2 separate regions of the Mus musculus genome follow, and region 2 is linked to region 1. A link is a loop called in an ENCODE intact Hi-C map of the cell type or tissue named here. Cell type or tissue: heart. All regions are shown on one strand. Links, peaks and the distances in the headings refer to the core of each region. The heading gives the core; the rest is flanking DNA.

Region 1 (2,916 bases), core at 284-2,783:
TACCCCATTATCCCTGTATCCAGCAGGGTTGGTAAGAATTGAATATTCATCTCTCCCTTTGGTTGTGGTATAGTGTTACAGTGGACACCAGGAATTTTGATTTTCCTTGGATGACTTTTCCTCTAGTTAAGGACTTCTGTATATAATAAATATTTATTTGTTAACTAAATGCTTTTCAGGAGAGCAAGGAGCTAAAATTCTGTTCAGAACTTAGAAAAGGGCGAAAATTCTGTTTCAAATTAGTCACATGAACAAATATGTTAATCTGTTTTCTTCTTCTTCTTCTTCTTCTTCTTCTTCTTCTTCTTCTTCTTCTTCTTCTTCTTCTTCTTTTTCTTAAGATTTATTATATTTATTATTCGTAAGTACACTGTAGCCTTCTTCAGTCACCAGAAGAGGGCATCAGGTCTTGTTACAGATGGTTGTGAGCCACCATGTGGTTGCTGGGAATTGAACTTGGGACCTGCAGAAGAAGCAGTCAGTGCTCTTAACCTCTGAGCCATCTCTCCAGCCAAGTTAATCTGTTTTCAATTTTCATTAGTAATTTCCTTTTTTTACTTTACTCATTTCTATTGTTTTATTTTAAAGACTATTCTTACGATGGATGGCCCGGAACTATAATCTGTTCTAGAACATCAGAGAATTCTGCCCACCTTGCCTCCAGATTACCAGCATTATAGGTGGGCATGTGACAGCTAGATAAATGAGTTCTTTTAATCGGCTTAGTGAACATGAGTGGCTGAGTCTATATTGTTAGGGTCACCAAAGGACTAGGGCAGATTCTGTCCTCATTCTATAGATGGTGAAACTGAGACTCAGAGTGTTAAGTCAGTACTGAAAAGATATGTGGAACTGCTCTTCTTATTCCTGCTGTGTTTCCAGGGACTCAGTGAATGAAGTGAAAGTCACCCCAGAAAGACATGGAGGCACAGGCCTGCAATCATGGTGCTTGGAAACTGGAGACAGAAAGGAACAGGCCAAAAGAGTTGATAAATTCCCTGCTTTGACAGTACCTAATATTAGAAATGAACATTGAGGTAATCAATTTTAGATGATTGATAAGTATCCTGCTGGCCCATTTTTGGGGTCCAACACCAGGCGTTCTAGAATCTGCAAAGAAGCCAGGTGGTGGTGGCCCACACCTTTAATCCCAGCACTTGGGAGGCAGAGGCAGGAGGATTTCTGAGTTCGAGGCCACCCTTGTCTACAGAATGAGTTCCAGAACAGACAGGGCTACACAAAGAAACCCTGTCTTGGAAAAGAAAAACAAAACTGAAAACAACAAAAACAAAAGAATCTGCATAAAAAACGAATTTACCAAAAAATCAAATTACTATAGTTACACTAGTCCTAGCAAAAGGGTATCTAGGTACTGATTGTGATTCGGTTTTTTTTGGTTTGTTTGTTTTGGTTTTGGTTTTTGGTTTTTTGGTTTTTGGAGACGGGGTTTCTTTGTGTAGCCCTGGGTGTCTTGGAACTCACTTTGTAGACCAGGCTGGCCTCAAACTCAGAAATCTGCCTGCCTCTGCCTCCCCAGTGCTGGGATTAAAGGCCATTTTTTTTTCTCTTTCAAATTTTAAGATAATCCTCCTGATAGAATAGGCTTAAGTAATACTTGGTGGGCTCTAATCAAATCCCTCCTCCCTCTCTGGACGCATAATCATCAAGCCCATTTCAAGTTCCCCCCCCCCCCCCATAGGTATATAAGCTATTTATTAACAGCAAAGGCCCAGAGACTCATTTCTTCTTGGATACACCCATAGTACGGCCCCTGCGGCCAGTGGTCTTGGTGTGCTGGCCGCGGACACGAAGGCCCCAAAAGTGGCGCAGCTCTCTATGGTCTCGAATTTTCTTCAGCCGCTCCGGGTCCTCAGGCAGCTTGTTGTCTGGACCGTTGGCCAGAATCTGGCTGCACTTCCCATCCTTCACATCCTTCTGTCTGTTCAGGAACCAGTCTGGAATGTTGTACTGTCGTGGGTTCTGCATGATGGTGATCACTCGCTCCACCTCATCCTCCGTGAGTTCTCCAGCCCTCTCGGTGAGGTCGATGTCTGCTTTCCTCAACACCAGATGAGCATATCTCCTCCCCACGCCCTTAATGGCAGTGATGGCAAAGGCTATTTTCCGCAGCCCATAGATGTTGGTGTTGAGTACTTCCAAAATGTCCTGGGACCTCTCAGCAGGCAACCATCCACATAGAGGCAAGGTCAAACAGTATTGGAAAAATGCTATTCATTCTACAAGGACATGAATGCTCCTTTTCAAAGTCAGAATGGGTATGTGTTTTTTCAATAATATTTATGTTTGTAAAAAGTCAATTATTGGTTCCCTATAAATACTGCACTGCTCTTGTTTCCATTCGATTATGTTTTCCAGATATAAGAATTTCTTTCCATTTCTTTTACAAGTGCTGCTTAGGACAAGGTCTCCTGAAGCCCAAGCTGGTTCATGCCACGTAATTGAGACTTGCCTTGAACATCTAATCCTGTCTCTAAAGCCACATGATGGGAAGACAGTCCTGCATGCTTTCTAGGCTAGACTTTGAAGGTGAAAGTTTTACTGGTATGGCTTTACTTGACATTAGCAATGAGTAGTGATGTCACCAACTTTCCATCTTGATAGTCACCTTGACTGGCCATTACTCTGGTCTGCAGCCCAGGAAATTAAGAATCTGGATAAAACAGATGGGCACTCTGAGGGGTTTTTATTATTTTCAACATTTAATGTGGGAAAACCCTTCTTTAATCTGGAAGTTTAGATTGAGATGAAAAAAATTAATCAAGGCCAGAAGTTCTGCTGTGAGCCTACATATACAAAGGATATTGAAGATCTTAGTTCTTTCTCTTTCTATTCTTCCCACATACTGGCTTGCAAGTTTTTTTTTTTTTTTTGTTTTGTTTTGTTTTTTCTGGCATT
Region 2 (2,916 bases), core at 251-2,750, 510 kb before region 1:
TCAGTGAATGAAGTGAAAGTCACCTCAGAAAGACATGGAGGCACAGGTCTGCAATCATGGTGCTTGGAAAGTGGAACAGGCCAAAAGAGCTGATAAATTCCCTGCTTTGACAGTACCTAATATTAGCAATGAACATTGAGGTAATCAATTTTAGATGATTGATAAGTATCCTGCTGGCCCATTTTTGGTGTCCAACACCTTCTAGCCTTCTAGAATCTGCAAAGAAGCCAGGCGGTGGTGGCCCACACCTTTAATCCCAGCACTGGGGAGGCAGAGGCAGGTGGATTTCTGAGTTCGAGGCCACCCTTGTCTACAGAATGAGTTCCAGAACAGCCAGGGCTACACAAAGAAACCCTGTCTTGGAAAACAAAAACAAAACTGAAAACAACAAAAACAAAAGAATCTGCATAAAAAAATGAATTTACCAAAAAATCAAATTACTATAGTTACACTAGTCCTAGCAAAAGGGTATCTAGGTACTGATTGTGCTTCGGTTTTCTTTTTGTTTGTTTGTTTGGTTGGTTTTTGGTTTTTGGTTTTTGGAGACGGGGGTTTCTTGTGTGTCCTGGAACTCACTTTGTAGACCAGGCTGGCCTCAAACTCAGAAATCTGCCTGCCTCTGCCTCCCCAGTGCTGGAACTAAAGGCCATTTTTTTGTCTCTTTCAAAATTTAAGATAATCCTCCTGATAGAATAGGCTTAAGTAATACTTGGTGGGCTCTAATCAAATCCCTCCTCTCTGGAACACATAATCATCAAGCCCATTTCAAGCCCCCCCCCATAGGTATATAAGCTATTTATTAACAGCAAAGACCCAGAGACTCATTTCTTCTTGGATATACCCATAGTACGGCCCCTGCGGCCAGTGGTCTTGGTGTGCTGGCCGCGGACACGAAGGCCCCAAAAGTGGTGCAGCCTTCTATGGGCTCGAATTTTCTTCAGCCGCTCCAGGTCCTCAGGCAGCTTGTTGTCTAGACCTTTGGCCAGAACCTGGCTGCACTTCCCATCCTTCACATACTTCTGTCTGTTCAGGAACCAGTCTGGAATGCTGTACTGTCGTGGGTTCTGCATGATGGTGATCACTCGCTCCACCTCATCCTCCGTGAGTTCTCCAGCCCTCTTGGTGAGGTCGATGTCTGCTTTCCTCAACACCAGATGAGCATATCTCTGCCCCACGCCCTTAATGGCAGTGATGGCAAAGGCTATTTTCCGCAGCCCATTGATGTTGGTGTTTGTAAAGGGCTGCAATCTATGTGCCGCCACTAGATGGTGCTAAACCTCTTTGTGCGCAGCTGCGAGAGCACAGCCTGCCAAAGTCACCAGTCCGTCTCCGGGGCTTTTGCCCAACCCCTGGGGGCTTTAACCTATCCCCAGGGTGCATGAGGATCATGGGTGTTGCTACCAGTCCTAGTTTAGACACGTCACCAAAAGTATTTAAGCCACACACTTTCTGAGCCTTCTTTGTCTACCTCAATATGATATAGAAGTAAAGTTAACTACGGAAGAACCTGGCATGTCCTGTGTTTATTTCCTGCGGGACAGGGATAAGCTCGGGATAGGTGTTGAGTACTTCCAAAATGTGCTGGGACTTCTCAGCAGGCAACCATCCACATAGAGGCAAGGTCAAACAGTATTGGAAAAATGCTATTCATTCTACAAGGAAATGAATGCTCCTTTTCAAAGTCAGAATGGGTATGTGTTTTTTCAATAATATTTATGTTTGTAAAAAGTCAATTATTGGTTCCCTATAAATACTGCACTGCTCTTGTTTCCATTCGGTTATGTTTTCCAGATATAAGAATTTCTTTCCATTTCTTTTACAAGTGCTGCTTAGGACAAGGTCTCCTGAAGCCCAAGCTGGCTCATGCCATGTAATTAAGACTTGCCTTGAACATCTAATCCTGTCTCTAAAGCCACATGATGGGAAGACAGTCCTGCATGCTTTCTAGGCTAGGCTTTGAAGGTGAAAGTTTTACTGGTATGGCTTTACTTGACATTAGCAATGAGTAGTGATGTCACCAACTTTCCATCTGGATAGTCACCTTGACTGACCATTACTCTGGTCTGCAGCCCAGGCAATTAAGAATCTGGATAAAGAACTGAACTTCCTGTCAACTGTTGTTGCCACCAATGCAAGTATTTCAAGTGACTGTAGTTACAGGAGTTCAGTTATCTAAAACCAAACACATGGTCACTCTGAGGGGGTTTTATTATTTTCAATCATTAACATGGGAAAACCCTTCTTTAATCTGGAAGTTTAGATTGAGAAGAAAAAAATTTATCTAGGCCAGAACTTCTGCGGTGAGCCTACATATAGAAAGGATATTGAAGATGGTAGTTCTTTCTCTTTCTCTTCTTCCCACATACTGGCTTGCAAGGTTTTTTGTTTTTGTTTTTGTTTTTTTTTTTTCTGGCATTAAGGCTCCATCTTTGGAATTCTGTTACATGCTGAACACCAGCTGAGACATATAGGAACTACTGTTTTCTTCAACTCTCCATTGGTACAGTCATTGATTTACTAGTGGGGCCACATTCTGTGAGCCATTCTTATCTTTCTGCATACTTAGAGAGATCCATGCTCTGAGTTCTGTTCATGTGGAAAGCCTTTACTAATACAGATATGTTTTTTCACCTTCCCACGTAGGAAGACGTGCTGGCTAACAACAGTGTTCCATAGTGATTGGAATCCATCCCCTACTGTTCTCCCAGGGTTATTTGGAGTCTCATATGTAGCAATTGAATATTACCTGCGGTTTTCCTGATGTCAGTGTGAAATCAGAGAAGCAAACATCACATTTTGTGTACTAAAATCAATCTTTAATTGTAAATATCTTTGGAACCTATAGTTCACTCTGGTCCAAGTTGAATACTGTACTGTGCAAGGTGTGGTTCTTGATTCCCCAGAGGAGGAGGGGGC

What was found. A loop is a pair of places that touch in the nucleus more often than their neighbours do. Peaks named below come from ENCODE experiments on the same cell type or tissue, not always from the same donor. Only the 100,000 strongest peaks of a DNase experiment are listed, where the experiment ranks them.
Region 2: it touches region 1 in a loop (14-fold over the local background); 2 of 42 quality-filtered maps call a loop at or near these places.

Annotation. Positions count from the first base shown.
Region 1 is chr13:62,215,807-62,218,722 of GRCm38, forward strand. It overlaps the pseudogene Gm17352. Among named protein-coding and RNA genes, the nearest start is that of Zfp808, 87 kb to the left of the region's middle. In heart, for the core only: no CTCF peak of the experiment used is centred there; no DNase peak of the experiment used is centred there.
Region 2 is chr13:61,709,761-61,712,676 of GRCm38, forward strand. It overlaps the pseudogene Gm6436. Among named protein-coding and RNA genes, the nearest start is that of Gm9595, 1.8 kb to the right of the region's middle. In heart, for the core only: a CTCF peak has its summit at 1,262 (motif pointing right); no DNase peak of the experiment used is centred there.